Regions from separate parts of the Homo sapiens genome. Here region 2 is linked to region 1. A link is an interaction called in ENCODE POLR2A ChIA-PET data of the cell type or tissue named here. Cell type or tissue: K562. All regions are shown on one strand.

The links. Peaks named below come from ENCODE experiments on the same cell type or tissue, not always from the same donor. Only the 100,000 strongest peaks of a DNase experiment are listed, where the experiment ranks them.
Region 2: POLR2A ChIA-PET joins it to region 1 with 7 read pairs; 5 of 35 experiments call an interaction of 5 or more read pairs at or near these places.

Annotation. Positions count from the first base shown.
Region 1 is chr16:16,171,202-16,179,201 of GRCh38, reverse strand. It overlaps ABCC6 (ATP binding cassette subfamily C member 6), which reads left to right. Exons shown (of 31, transcript NM_001171.6): 18 at 237-404; 19 at 1,576-1,750; 20 at 3,216-3,291; 21 at 5,798-5,918. Among named protein-coding and RNA genes, the nearest start is that of ABCC6, 48 kb to the left of the region's middle. In K562, no CTCF peak of the experiment used is centred here; a DNase peak (open chromatin) is centred at 4,959.
Region 2 is chr16:15,745,414-15,753,413 of GRCh38, reverse strand. It overlaps MYH11 (myosin heavy chain 11), which reads left to right. Exons shown (of 41, transcript NM_002474.3): 15 at 1-20; 16 at 3,083-3,276; 17 at 5,246-5,367; 18 at 5,471-5,540; 19 at 5,684-5,844. Among named protein-coding and RNA genes, the nearest start is that of NDE1, 99 kb to the right of the region's middle. In K562, no CTCF peak of the experiment used is centred here; no DNase peak of the experiment used is centred here; H3K27me3 peaks cover 4,175 bases.

The DNA of each region.
Region 1 (8,000 bases):
TAGGTAACTCCTCCAGGAAGCGTGCTTGGGAAGTGGAGAAGTGAGGTCGGGTAAGGATGGAGGCATTGTTGGCTTGAGAGCGAGTGCCTTGGAAGCTGGGCCTGTCCCCAGGGAATAGGCATGTTGAGCTGTACCTCACCCTGATGGGCAGGTGTGCCCTGACCTGCCACAGCCTGGGCACCCCAGTTTCACCCTGTAGATGCTGACTCAGGCCACTGTTCCTTTTGTGGCCACAGGGCATGAATCTCTCCGGAGGCCAGAAGCAGCGGCTGAGCCTGGCCCGGGCTGTATACAGAAAGGCAGCTGTGTACCTGCTGGATGACCCCCTGGCGGCCCTGGATGCCCACGTTGGCCAGCATGTCTTCAACCAGGTCATTGGGCCTGGTGGACTACTCCAGGGAACAGTAAGTTTGGGAACATGTGTCAGACAGTACAGGGCAAAGGCAGAGGAAGCACTTAGCATCCAGTCCTAACCCAAGTTTATCTCACCTCCCCCTTCCACTTGAGTCCAATTTCCTCTTTGTATTGGTCAGCTTTTGCTGTGACAATGCTATGTAACAAACAACCCCCAGATCCCAGCAGCTTACAACAGCAGGTGTTTCTTCCTTATGGATCTGTGATTTAACTACTACAGCTTTGCCTTGGATGATTGGCCAGGGTCAGATGTACTCCTTGTCTTCTTGTTTTGAGACACAGGCTAAGGGAGTCCCCTCTGTTTCTCTATTTGGATATGCTGTTTACAAGAAAGGCGGCAGGAGCACAAGAAGGGGAGCTGTCCCCACTCTGAGTCCAGGGACAATACCCCCACCCCAACCCCCAGCTCAGGAGGCTGGCCAAGCACATGTGTGTAACTTTTTTCTTTTTCTTTTTTTTTTGAGATGGAGTCTCGCTCTGTCTTTCAGTCTGGAGGGCAGTGGTGCGATCTCCGCTCACTGGAAGCTCCGGCTCCCGGGTTCACGCCATTCTCCTGCCTCAGCCTCCCGAGTAGCTGGGACTACAGGTGCCCGCCACCACGCCCAGCTAATTTTTTGTATTTTTAGTAGAGAAAGGGTTTCACCATGTTGGCCAGGCTGGTCTCGAACTCCTGACCTCAGGTGATCCATCTGCCTCGGCCTCCCAAAGTGCTGGGATTACAGGCATGAGCCACTGCGCTCGGCCGTACATTTTTTTTTTCTTTCTTTCTCTCTCTCTCTCTTTCCTTCCTTCCTTTGTTTCTTTTCTTTTCTTCTTTCTTTTCTTCTCTTTCTTTCTTTCCTTTCTTGACAGAGTCTTGCTCTGTCACCCAGGATGGAGTGCTGTGGTCCAATCTCGCCTCACTGCAAGCTCCACCTCCCAGGTTTAAGTGATTCTCTTGCCTTAGCCTCCAAAGTAGCTGAGACTACAGGTGTGCGCCACCTCACCTAGCTAATTTTTGTATTTTTAGTAGAGATGGGGCTTAGCCGTGTCAGCCAGGCTGGTCTCGAACTTCTGGCCTCAAGTGATCCACATGCTTTGGCTTCCCAAAGTGTTGGGATTACAGGCATGAGCCACTGCACCCGGCCACATGTGTGTAACTTCTACCCCTTCCCTGCCCAGACACGGATTCTCGTGACGCACGCACTCCACATCCTGCCCCAGGCTGATTGGATCATAGTGCTGGCAAATGGGGCCATCGCAGAGATGGGTTCCTACCAGGAGCTTCTGCAGAGGAAGGGGGCCCTCATGTGTCTTCTGGATCAAGCCAGACAGCCAGGAGATAGAGGAGAAGGAGGTACTAGGTGGGCTTTGCTGATTCTCCAGGCCTGGCTCCTGCCACCCTTGGGGGAAAAGGCTCGAAGGGTCCTACTGGCATGAATGGAGTGCTCTGGCCACACCCTGTCTGCAGGCCTAGGCCTGGAAGCAGACAGCTCTCTTAATAGGTCACCTTTCTCCAAGAATAGCCGATAACATCATCCATGAGCCAGGGGTTGTGCTAAGTGCTTCTGTAAAAAATACACTATTTCATTTGATTCTCACACATGCCCCAGAGGCATGTGAAGTTATTGCTGTCATTTTACAGATGAGCAAACTGAGGCAAAGAGAGTTAAATCACTTGCCCAAGGTCACAAGATTAGAACTTGAGTATGTCCAGCTCCAGAGTCTATGCTTGCAGTTGCTATGGAGACAGCCCAAGAAGGACTTTGATGCCTAGCAAGCTACACCATGCTAGCTAGGGTTTCTAATAATCCAGAAAAACAGTGTGCTGGATACATGGCAAGGTTCTGGAAGTAAAGTTGCCAAGCCAAGCTCACTCACAATGACTGAAAAGTAGCAACTAACAGCACATCACAGAGGTTAGCTCATTTAATCAACATAATGCCCCTGTGAGGCTGGTACTAGAATCATTTCCATTTCACAGATGAGGAAACTGAGGCCCAGAAGTTAAGGAACTAGTCCCAGGTTACATGGCTTGTAAGTGGCAGCACTGGGATTTGAACCCAAGCAACTTGATTCCAGAGAATGTGTTTTTTAATTGCTACCCTCTACACTATCCCTTCATGACAAAGCAAGGATTCACATCCAGGTCTCCCTCAATCTCAGGCTTTGCTTCTTCTGAGAACATCTGCTTAGCACTGGCCCAACCTGGTTAAAACCTTAAGTGTTGATTCACAATGTCACAGTCCTGAAGCTTGAAGATAGAACTTGCCTGTTTGTGTTGGTCAGCTTTTGCTGTGATGATGCTGTGTAACAAATAGCCCCCCAAATCCTAGCAGCTTACAGTAGCAGTTACTTGTTGCTTACAGGTCTGTGGTTAAACTACTACAGATTTGCTTTCAGTTACTGGCCACACCTGGGGGATAGTGGTGGGGAGGTGTCCTTCCTAGGGGAGATGGTACCTGAGGGTAGGTGAGAGTTAGCCAGAAAAAAGCATTCCAGACACAAGGAACTGCTTGAGCAAGGCTGTTGGGGGAAACAGAGGTAACTTGACTTTGTACAGTGTTAAATGCTGTTTTTCCAACCTCAAGTTCATAGTAGGTGCTCAGTTATCACTGATTGAAGAAATGAATGAGTGAGTGAATGCCTGAAGGATGTTCCTGGAAGAACTCAGAGTGGGGTGTTGAGAGAGGTTGCTGGAGACGTGGCAGGAGCCAGATCAGGGGAAATGGATGGTCAGAGCGGTTAAGGCCACATAGTCAGTGGGTGTCAAAGTGGGTATCTGGGCCGTGTTGCGTGACAGGACTCTCTTGACCTTGCAGAAACAGAACCTGGGACCAGCACCAAGGACCCCAGAGGCACCTCTGCAGGCAGGAGGCCCGAGCTTAGACGCGAGAGGTGAGTCCACCATGGTGCCACACTCAGAAGGGCACAGGCTGAAGCTGAAGTAGCTGAAGGGACCACCCGCATCTCGGGCAGTTAGGCGGGCAACCAAAACCATTATGGATAGAGAACCTGCTGAAGTCCCCCCCATGGTGCCCTGCTGAGGGATAATTTACCAAAATTGGTCCAGTTAGCCAAGATGATTAGGCCCCTATAAGGCCAGTTCATGGAATGAACAATATGCCTTCCAATTGATGGATGTCTTCAAGTGGGCCGAGGCCAGCTTGCTGGAGTTGTCTGAATGCTGCAGTAGGGCAGGACTGGTTCCTCCCCATAGCTGTAAACCACCATGCCAGGCCTGGCCACTTATGCTTTGACAGGCTGGCTATGCACAGGGCTTGGGTCTGTATGCACAGCATCACTTGACGCTGGCCAGAACACGTGGGCAAGGGGCCAGGAGGAGGCCTCCGGTCCCCTCTTTTCTCAGCTCCCTCCAGCCAGGACACAGCTGGGCTCACTGTGGAGCTGTCGGCAGCAGAAGGACCTGCTGCCTGATACTCTCCCCTCTTAATGAGAGGGGTCTTGGGAAGCAGAACAACAGGCCACTGATACCAGATGGCCTGAGCTTAAGTGCCTGCTATACAGGGGTGGTGGGCGGCAGCGATCTTGAGGGGCCTCAGTCCCCAGGGACCATTGGGGCTGACCCCCATCCCAGCTAGCCACCCTGAGGGCACTTCTCAATCACACACACACTGAGAAATCCCACCACCTTCACAGCGCACAAGAATCTGAAGTAAGATCAGATGGATAGGTAGTCATGTTAAAAGAAAACCAGTAGACACATTAAGGCTGGGCATGGTGGCTCACACCTGTAATCCCAGCACTTTGGGAAACTGAAGCGGGTGGATCACTAGCTAGAGGTCAGGAGTTCGAGACCAGCCTGGCCAACATGGTGAACCCGTCTCTACTAAAAATAAAAAATAAGTAAATTAAAAAAAAAAAGCCGGCGTGGTGGCATGTGCCTGTAGTCCCAGCTACTCGGGAGGCTGAGGCACGAGAATCACTTGAACCTCGGAGGCGGAGGTTGCAGTGAGCCGAGATTGTGCCAAATTAACCTCTAGCAAATTTAATGTGTCTGAGGTTTTTTGTTTTTTGCGGGGGGGGGTTTTGAGACAGAATCTTGCTCTGTCGCCCAGGCTGGAGTGCAATGGCACAATCTCGGCTCACTGCAATCCCCGTCTCCCAGGTTCAAGCGATTCTCATGCCTCAGTCTCTTGAGTAGCTGGGACTACAGGCACATGTGACCAGGCCCGGCTAATTTTTGTATTTTTAGTAGAGACAGGGTTTTGCCATGTTGTCCAGGATGGTCTCAAACTCCTGACTTCAGGTGTTCCACCTGCCTCAGCCTCCCAAAGTGCTGGGATTACACGCGTGAGCCACTGCACCTGGCTAACAGAGGTTAACTAAGCAAAGAATGATCCGCACATCGGGCAGTCCCTGAACCAGAATACGTCCAGAGAGGCTCTGGTACAGCCACGGGGTCAAAGATTAATAGACAGAAAAAGGAAGGTGAAGGACAGAAAACAGAAGTGAGGTACAGAAACAGCCGGATTGGTTACAGCTCAGCGTTTGCTTTATTGGAACATGGTTTGAACGGTTGGTTGCCTTTGATTGGCTGAAACTCAGTGATTGACACAGGAGTAGGTTGCAGTCTGTTTGAGTCCAATTAGGTTACAGTTCACTATGTACGGGGAAAACCTTTAGGCCAAACTTAAAATATGTAAGGAGGCAGCTTTGGGCTAACCTCAATTTAATAGAAGGTAGGTAGACATGTATATGTAGATATACAGGTATGTAGATGAATGGATAAATGGATGGATGGATAGATAGATAATATTCCTATTTTTACAGCTGAGGAAACTGAGGCACAGAGGTTAAGTCAGCCCACTCATCCACAGATAAAACATTCAAAGAGTCTTTAGCATCTGAATTGTGCATAATTTATATTCTGCCAGTTGGACTGACAAATCTGATGGTATACAGTAGGAACAAAACAATTGCACGAAAGCTTAAGCCAAAATAAAAATTCTGAGAACAGGCTGGGCATGGTGGCTCATGCCTGTAATCCCAGCACTTTGGGAGGCTGAGGCAGGTGGATTGCTTGAGCTCAGGAGTTTGAGACCAACCTGGGCAATGCAGCAAGACCCCATCTCAAAAAAAAAAAAAAAAGAAAATTCTGAGAACAGAGTTCCAATGGTGGGCAAGTTAAGTTCATCCTGTGAATTGGCATCAGAAGAATGGGCTTGCTTGACCCTGGGGTAATAGATGGCATTTAGCTGGGTACCATATGGGAAGAAGGGAAGTGTGATATCTGGTCAGTATTCTGTTAGATAAATGAATGAATGAAAGAGTACAGAGTGTACCCAGAGCTCAGTGGCTGTCAGTGGGCCTGAGGGTTAGGCACATACACCCCACCATTGGGAGAGATACTGACTTTGTCTTCATTTCCTCTAAATGACAGGTCCATCAAGTCAGTCCCTGAGAAGGACCGTACCACTTCAGAAGCCCAGACAGAGGTTCCTCTGGATGACCCTGACAGGGCAGGATGGCCAGCAGGAAAGGACAGCATCCAATACGGCAGGGTAACCACCAGCTTCACCCACCCCTCCCCACCCACTGCTGCCACCTCCAGGGGCCCAAGTCTTCCCACCAAATGTAGCACTTGGCAGTGATACTCACCTTTCTTGAGCACCTACTATGTGCCAGTAGCATTCTAGATGTTCATTTTCTTAATCCTCACAACCACCCTAAAAAATAGATATGATAGGTCTATTTCAGACATAAAGAAACTGAATTCTTTTAAAATTTATTTTATTTTGATTTTGAGAAAGTGGCTCGCTCACTCACCCAGGCTGGACCGCAGTGATGTAATCATAGCTCACTGCAGCCTCGACCTCCTGGGCTAAAGCAATCCTCCTACCTCAGTCTCTCAAGTAGCTGGGACTACAGGCGTGTGCCACCATGCCCAGCTAATGTTTGTATTTTCAGTAGAGATGGGTTTTGCCATGTTGCCCAGGTTGGTCTGGAACTCCTGGGCTCAAGTGATCCTCTGGCCTCTGCCTCCCAAAGTGCTGGGGTTACAGGTGTGAGCCACTGTGCCCAGCCAAGAAACTGAAGTCTTAAACAGTTAAGAGACTTGTTTGTGTTTTCATATCTAGCCTGGGACACAACCTGGGACTCAAATCTAGGCCAATCTGAGTCTGAAGCTTACACTGTTTCTCATCTTCTATACTGCTATGTATCTCCACCCACCTACTTACCCATTCCATCATCCACCTAGATGCTCATCCACCCACCCACCTATCCATCCCACCCACTCATTTATCCATCCCATCCATTCACCTACCCACTGATTTATCCATCCCACCCACCCATTTATCCATCCCACCCACTCATTTATCCATCCATCCCACCCCCTCATTTATCCATCCCACCCACTCATTTAGCCATCCCACCCACTCATTTAGCCATCCCACCCACTCATTTAGCCATCCCACCCACTCATTTAGCCATCCCACCCACCCATTTAGCCATCCCACCCACTCATACCCATTTATCCATCCCACTCACTCATTTATGCATCCCACCCACTCATTTATCCATCCCACCCACCCATTTATCCATCCCACCCACCCATTTATCCATCCCACTCACTCATTTATGCATCCCACCCACTCATTTATCCATCCCACCCACCCATTTATCCATCCCACTCACTCATTTATGCATCCCATCCATTCATTTATCCATCCCACCCACTCATTTAGCCATCCCACCCACTCATTTATCCATCCCACCCACTCATTTATCCATCCCACTCATTTATGCATCCCACCTACTCATTTATCCATCCCACCCTCCCATTTATCCATCCCATCCACTTATTTATCCATCCCACCCACCCAACCACTCATTTATCCATCCCACCCACCCATTTATCCACCCACCCACCCACCCATTCATTTATCCATCCATCCCACCTACTCATTTATCCATCCCTCCCACCAACTCATTTATCCATCCCACCCACTCATTTATCCATCCATCCCACCCACTCATTTATCTGTCCATCCCATCCACTCATTTATCCATCTATCCCACCCACTCATTTATCTGTCCAACCCATCCACTCACCCACCTACTCATTTATCCATCCCATTCGCTTACCCATCCATCTATCCCACCTAACAATACATCCAACCATTCCCTCACCTATGCATCTGTCTGTTCAGCTGTTCATCCATTCATTGATCTTTCCATCCATTCATCCACTCATTCACACACCTACCTACCTACCCACCCGCTCATTTATTCACCCACCTACCCTCTCATCCATCCAGCAAACATGTACACAATACCCACTATGTGCCAGGCTAAGTCTGGTAGAGATTAGACACTAGTGAGGATAGACGGAGAGTAAATAATTATGCTAATAAGTAAGCTATGTCCAATAACAATAAGTGCTATAAAGAAAATAAGAATGATCAGGCGCAGTGGCTCATGCCTGTAATCCCAACACTTTCAGAGGCTGAGGCAGGAGGATTGCTTGAGGCCAGGAGTTCGAGGCTGCAGTGAGCTATGATCATGTCACTGCAATCCAGCCTGGGTGACAGAGTGAGACCCTGCCTCTTAAAAGAAAGAATGATGAAATAGAGACCACTGAG
Region 2 (8,000 bases), 430 kb after region 1:
GGCCGACCTGTGGAAGGACGGTAAGGCCTTCTCTGCTCGGGTCCATGTTCTGCTTTGAGCTGGAGAATTGAACACCCAAGTCCCCCGACTCTCACACCTGCCCCAGGAGGGGAGGCCTTTACATGGGGGCAGGGGAAGGAAGAGCATTGGCATGGGCTGGTGATGTCTCGTTGAAACAATTTCTTCCTGAGTGGGGGTCCCTGAGCCCCTCAATCCTACATGTCCCGAGGGGATTGAGGTCCTGAGGTCAGGGCTCAGGCAATAGAGGAGAAACAGCATGCCAGGCACGGGGAGTTAGACTGCCCTGTCCAGAGTCAGAAGGACTTCACTGTATCTTGTCTCTGCCACCTCCTAGCTCTGTGGTCTTGGATGAGTCACTTGATGTCATTAAGCTTCATTGTCCTCATTAGTAAAACAGGAGATGCAATAATAGTTGCCGTCTCTACTAGAGGTATTATGAGGGTTAAATTAGACCAGTGATGCTCAAACTCAAGCAGGCATCATGACCCCCTGGAAGGCTTTGTTTATTTATTTAGGGACAGAGTCTTGCTTTGTCACCCAGGCTGGAGGGCGGTGGTGCAATCTTGGCTCACTGCAGCCTCCACCTTCTGGGTTCCAGTGATTTTCCTGCCTCAGCCTCCCAAGTAGCTAGCATTACAGGCACACACCACCATACCTGGCTAATTTTTGTATTTTTAGTAGAGACGGGGTTCCCCCATGTTGGCCAGGCTGGTCTCAAACTCCTGACCTCAGGTGATCCGCCCACCTCAGCCTCAAAAAGTGCTGGGATTACAGGTGTGAGCCACTGCACCTGGCCCTCTTTGGAGGGCTTTTTAAAACCCAGATGGCTGGGCCTACCCTAAGATCTAATTCTGCAGGTCTGGGGCCAGGGATGGGGCGGGCCTGAAAACATTCATCCCAGGTGATGCTGCTGGTCTAGGGACCACACTCCGGCTCCCTTTGAGAACCAGTGAATAGATGATCCCTGTGAAGAGCTGCTGGAGTGATGATGAGGGGAGGGGGTTTGCTGTTTGTCCCTGGCCATCAGTGTCCACAGCAGGTTTTATTCTTGGCACAGGGCCCATGGGCCTGGGGCTTACAGGACTGGTCTCCCCTTGTTTTAAGCATGCTAAAAAAAGGGCTCCAGGAGGGGCCAGCTGTGCCCTAACCATATGCCAGGCTCTGGGCCTAGGGAACAACATCGCACCCTGGGTCTGTGTCATCCCAGGACACATGATGAAGCCTGTAGTCCCTCCTCTGCGGGACCCACAGTCTTGTGGGAGAGATGAGACTCTCAAAGACAAGCAGAGAGACAAGCATGAGGCTGCGCATGGTGGCTCACACCTGTAATCTCAGCACTTTGGGAGGCTGAGGCAGGAGGATCAGTTGAGGTCAAGAGTTCGAGACCAGTCTGGCCAACGTGGCGAAACCCCATCTCTACTAAAAATACAAAAACTAACTGGGCGTGGTGGTGGTAATCCCAGCTACTCGGGAGGCTGAGGCAGGAGAACTGCTTGAACCTGGGAGGCGCAGGTTGCAGTGAGCTGAGATTGTGCCATTGGACTCCAGCCTGGGCAAAAGAGCAAGACTCTGTCTTGAAAAAATAAAACTAAAAATAAAAAATAAAAACAAAATTAGCCGGGTGTGCTGGTGGGTGCCTGTAATCCCAGCTACTCAGGAGGCTAAGGCAGGAGAATCACCTGAACCTGGGTGGTGAAGGTTGCAGTGAGCCAAGATCGTGCCACTGCTCTCCAGCTGGGCGACAGAGTGAGAGCTTGTCTCAAAAAAAAAAAAAAAAAAAAAAGATTGTTACACAGAATCTGAGTAGAAGGTGAAGAAATGGTGCCATCCATGGCCTGTGGGTTGGGCTTGGCATGTGCAGGACCTGCTGGGCTGGTAGAAAAAGAACCTTGGAGGTGATGATGATGATGATGATGATGATGATGATGATGGCCGGGCGCGGTAGCTCACGCCTGTAATCCCAGCACATTGGGAGGCCAAGGCAGGGGAATCACCTGAGGTCAGGAGTTCGAGACCAGCCTGACCAACATGGAGAAACTCTGTCTCTACTAAAAATATAAAAAAAATGAGCCGGGCGTGGTGGCGCATGCCTGTAATCCCAGCTACTGGGAGGCTGAGGCGGGAGAATTGCTGGAACCCGGGAGGCGGACGTTGTGGTGAGCCGAGATCACGCCATTGCACTCCAGCCTGGCCAACAAGAGTGAAACTCCGTCTCAATAAAATAAAATAATGATAATAATAATAATAATAATAATAATAATAATAATAATAATACCTACTTTTTGTTGAGCACTTACTGATGTGCCAGGCTATCTCGGAGTGTGTGCTGTATCTTCTGCCTCAGAATATTTCTTCCGTGGATACCTACATGGTTACCCACTCATTTCTTGCTGGTTTCTGCTCAAATATCAACTTAGCAGAGCCCACCACCTCCTTGTCTAAGAGAGCACCCTCTTCACTCTCTCTCCGCTTTACCCTATTTTTATTTTTCTACGCACACCTCACTACTCAAGATATTCCATACTTAACATCTGTGATCTCTGTCTGTCTCCTTCCCTGTGATATAAGCGGGGTGAGGGGGCCGGGTCTTTTTTTGTTCACAGCAGTGTCCCCAGGGCCTGGAGCACAGAAGGTCCTCAATAACTATTTGTTGGTGGATGAAAGATTGGAGGCTGGCAGGGAATAAGTGCCTTCTGTGCCTTATTTTTTTTTACCCCTGCCCTAGAAGGTAGACGGTATTATTACCTCCCTTTTGTAGAAAGGGAGACTGAGGCACAGGATAGTGCCAAGCCAAGGCTAGTCAGTGAGTGGACAGCGAGAGCAGGCTTGACTCCTAGGTCAGCGTGACTCCATCACAGGGAATTTGTTCTTTCTGCCACTCAGGTGCTCTCAGGATTTCCCCAATAGACAATACTTGGAAACCCTGACTGCCGAAGGAGGCGTTGGTGATGGAAGGAAAGATTGGAGTGGGCAGGTTGGTGGGTGGGGCTGGGGCTGAGCCTCTGGCCTATTTAGGGGTGGGTGGGCCAGAGGCTGATGCCACCCTGGCTGTGCCCCATAGTGGACCGCATCGTGGGCCTGGACCAGATGGCCAAGATGACGGAGAGCTCGCTGCCCAGCGCCTCCAAGACCAAGAAGGGCATGTTCCGCACAGTGGGGCAGCTGTACAAGGAGCAGCTGGGCAAGCTGATGACCACGCTACGCAACACCACGCCCAACTTCGTGCGCTGCATCATCCCCAACCACGAGAAGAGGGTGAGGCCCGCCGCCCAGACCCTGGGGCTCCCAGAAGCCAGGGCTGTCCCAAGCGGTCACAGCGTCCCCAGGGCGCCCTCTGCCCCCACCTACCCCGAGGACCCCATTTTCCATGTGGGGAAGGCTATCTGAATCTCAGACCCATTCCCCATCCCTGGAGGAAAAGGAGGAAGGGAGGATGCATCCAGAGACTTTTCAGTTGTGGAGTTGCTGTGCAGGTCATCCAGCCACTCATTCATTCATTATCCCAGGAAGTATTCACTGGGCTCTGCCCTGTCCTGGGTGCTGGGGAGCAGTGTTAGAAAAATTGTAGCCCTTCCCTGTGGGTTTCTCATAATCTGGTGCAGGCATCTTCAGCTTGGGGCGATTGTGTCCTCTATATGGACATGCTACAGACATTTTTGGTTGTCACAACCAGGAGGGGGCTGTTAGTCAGCATCTAGTGGGTAGGGGCCAGGGATGCCCTAAGCATTGTACAATGCACAGGATGGTCCCTCAACCCCCAGCACAGAATCCCTACAAGATGCCAGTAGTGCTGAGGTTATGGGAGACACGGGGAGAGGTAAACATACAGCTGATGATGGTGATGGAATGTGGTCAGTTAGGAGAACACCAAAGAGCCAGGGCTCCTCCCACAGCCTCAGGACTCAGAGAAAGCTTCTGGTGAACTTGAACGTTAAGAATGTGTGGCCATCAACTTGGTGACATGGAAGGCAGGGTGGGGCCTAGGATAAGCAGGGGGCCTAGGATAAGCAGAGGGCCCAGGCTAAGCAAGAGTGTGGAGGTGAGAAGTGAAGGAACTAGGTAAGAAAATGCTAGATAGTGTCCAGGCGTGTTGCTCACGCCTGTAATCCCAGCTACTCAGGAGGCTGAGAAACAAAAATCTGTTGAACCCAGGAGGCGGAGGTTGCAGTGAGCTGAGATTGCACCACAGCATTCCAGCCTGGGCAGCAGAGCGAGACTCCATCTTAAAAAAAAAAAAAAAAAAGGAAAGAAAATGCTAAATAGGTCATTTCATGTTGCAAATGTGTGATGGCATGAGGTAGGAATCAGATGGTGTGAGGTAGGATTGAGGCTGAATGGGTAGGCAGGGGCTAGATCGTGGTGCTCCTTGTGTTCTTTCTGGAGCTTGGCCTTCTCTCTCTAGGCATGCCATTGGGGGTGTTAAAGCAGGGCTATATCATGGTCAGATTTACATTTTAGGAAGTGAATGAGGGGGCTGGGCATATGCTAGCTCATGCCTATAATCCCAACACTTTGGGAGGTTGAGGTGGGAGGATCACTTGAGACCAGGTGTTCAAGGCTAGCCTGGGCAACATAGCAAGACCCTATATCTACAAAAACATTTTTAAAAATTTTCCAGGCATGGTAGCACATACCTGTGGTCCCAAATACTTGGGAGGCTGATTTGGGAGGATCACTTGAGCCCAGGAGTTTGAGGCTGCAGTGAGCCATGATCGCACCACTGGACTCCAGCCTGGCTGACAGAATGGGACCCTATCTCAAAAAATAAAAAGGACAAAGGGATTGAGGGGAGAGGCAAGACCAGAGAGAGAGACCAGGTGGGTGGTTTCTGTGGTTGTCCAGGCAGGAGAAGATAGTGGAGACAATGGTGGTGAAGAGAAGTGGGGGGGTTGGGAGATATTTGGGAGCTAGAAGCAATCAAACTGCTGATGGACAGGAAGTGAGGGAGACGAGGTGATGAGGAGGAAGCCCCAGGTTCCAGCCAGGCGATGCTAGTGTCACCAAGAACCAGAGAGATCATGAGGCAGCCATTGCCGAAGCAAAGAGATGAAAACCCAGAGGGGGGCACTGCTTTGCCCCTCGGCCCTCAGCTAAGCCCTCCTTGGGTGCTTCTGTTGGTACCCTCATGGCCTGGCCAGGTGGGTCATCCAGGTAGGAGGTTTGGGGCTTTGCTGCGCCATGGTTTCTGGCCCCAGGGATCCACTGCCCTCTTTGACCTTTGCAGTCCGGCAAGCTGGATGCGTTCCTGGTGCTGGAGCAGCTGCGGTGCAATGGGGTGCTGGAAGGCATTCGCATCTGCCGGCAGGGCTTCCCCAACCGGATCGTCTTCCAGGAGTTCCGCCAACGGTAAGTCCCAAGGTCTGGCCCAGGTAGGGCAGGGGGTGAGCGGGACTGGGTGGAGGAATGGATGCTGGAGGTACCCGGGGTGACTTCTGCTCTGTGTTTCAAGCTACGAGATCCTGGCGGCGAATGCCATCCCCAAAGGCTTCATGGACGGGAAGCAGGCCTGCATTCTCATGGTGAGCCCAGAAGTCCACCAGAGACCTCCCAACCTCTGGCCGCAAGCCACCTGCTGCTCTTGGTGGGACCGTTCTTACCCATGTCATCACTGGCCAAATGGCACAGTGGAAATCAGGAGCTCTTCCTTTCCTTCCTTTTGCAGATCAAAGCCCTGGAACTTGACCCCAACTTATACAGGATAGGGCAGAGCAAAATCTTCTTCCGAACTGGCGTCCTGGCCCACCTAGAGGAGGAGCGAGATTTGAAGATCACCGATGTCATCATGGCCTTCCAGGCGATGTGTCGTGGCTACTTGGCCAGAAAGTAAAGATGCTTTCCTGCATCCTAATACCTCAAACGCGAATCACAAACAGGGGCCTTTCTGTTCTGATTCCCTGATTCTAAGAGGCCACCTGTTTAAGATGCATCATTGACTGAATGACAGCCTTTTCTTGAAGGGGAAGAAATGCTTCTACTTTAAATAAATGTACCAAGTTACGAGTGCAGGAAGGGAACGAGTTTTAGACCTGGGTTCTCATCGTGGATGCCCCAGTTTTTGCTGATGAACCTTGGGCAAGTTACTCTACCTCTCTGAGCTTCCAGTTTTTTAGCTGGAAACTGAGCATAATCATTTTGACCTCAGAGAGCTGTTCATGAGGTGTCACTAAGATAACGCATGACGAGAGCTTAGAACAGTGCGTGGTTCTCAGGTCAGAAATGATTGTTGTTGTTTTTACCTCCCTCCCTCACTCCTTCCTTCCCTCCCTCCCTTCCTTCCTTCCTTTCTTCTTCCTTTTTGAGACAGAGTCTCTCTCTCTCTCTCTGTCGCCCAGGCTGGAGTGCAGTGGCGCAGTCTCAACTCACTGCAACCTCTGCCTCTTGGACTCAAGCAATTCTCGTGTCTGAGCCTCCCGAGTGGCTGGAATTAGAGGCGCCCACCACCACACTGGCCTAATTTTTGTATTTTTAGTAGAGACAAAGTTTCACCATGTTGGCCAGGCTGGTCTCAAATTCCTGGTCTCAAGTGATCCACCTGCCTTGGCCTCCCAAAGTGCTGGGATTATAGGCATGACCCACTGCGCCCAGCCTAGACATGTTAGAATTGGATAAACCATTGAGGAAAGAGGACTTGACGGTGTCTAGATCCCCGTGTCCCAGTGGGATTTATAAGGCAGGGTTTTGGAGGGTGTGATGTCCCAGCTGTTCTGTGAAGACTGGGAGCCGGGGAAGGGTTCGGGTTCCTTAATGAAAGTCATACCCCAGGGACTGCAGGGACAGGTGGGGTCGCTCTCTGTCTGGGGTGTGTGTTGTCATTGGGCAGAGACCACACCCTCACCAGTAGGACCCTGATGTGTCAGGTTCATTCATTGACACATGGACCCAAGATGGTCAAGGCCAGCTTTGGGAGCTCTTGGCCCTCCCGCAACAGACCTAACTTGTCAAGTTTCGTTACTAAGTTCCCTGTTGCTGTCCTTCCTGGATAACTGGGGCAATTTTATTCTTAAAGTTTTCCTGTGTCCAAGATGGCAGCCAAGCAGGGAAGACAGAATTACGTTCACTGTTCTATCGTTTCTCAATCTATCGATAGCCCTTAAACGGGAAGAGTGCTGGTTCAGGGTCACAGTGTGAAATTCCTAAAACAACCCAGGAGAGAATAGGTTTGACAGGGCTGGGTGTGGTAGCTGACACCTGTAATCCCAGGCACTTTGGGAGGCCGAGGCAGGAGGATTGCTTGAGCCCAGGAGTTTGAGACCAGCCTGGGCAACATGGCGAGACCCCTATCTCTACCAAAAAAAAAAAACTTTAAAAATTAGCTGGGCATGGTAGCATGTGCCCGTAGTCCCAACTACTTGGGAGGCTGAGGCAGGAGGATCATTTAAGCCCAGGAATTTGAGGCTGCAGTGAGCCATCATCACACCACTGCACTCCAGCCTGGGCCGCAGAGCCAGACCCTGTCTCTGAAAATAAACAAATAAATAAATAAGTTAGTCAGAAACAGCTGGTGTAGGCTGGGCATGGTGGCTCCTACCTGTAATCCCAGCACTTTGGGAGGCCAAGGTGGGTGGATCACCTGAGGTCAGGAGTTTGAGACCCACCTGGCCAACATGGGAAACCCCATCTCTACTAAAAATACAAAAATTAGCCAGGCATGGTTGTGGGCACCTGTAATCCAAGCTACTCAGGAGGCTGAAGCAGGAGAATCACTTGAACCCCGGAGGTGGAGTTTGCAGTGAGCTGAGATCGTGCCACCGCACTCCAGCCTGGGCAACAAGAGCGAAACTCTATCTCAAAAAAAAAAAAAAAAAAAAAAGAAAGAAAGAAAAAAGAAACAGCTAGTGCAGCTGGGGAGTACGGGAGCCCCCTTAGGAATGATGCACATAGTTGTGTTTTCTGAGTGGTGTTTGGATCTCAGCTAAGTCCAGGGCATGTTGTGAGCCCTGGGTCTTCCTTGTCCACTGAAAAAGGCTCTGTCCTGTAGA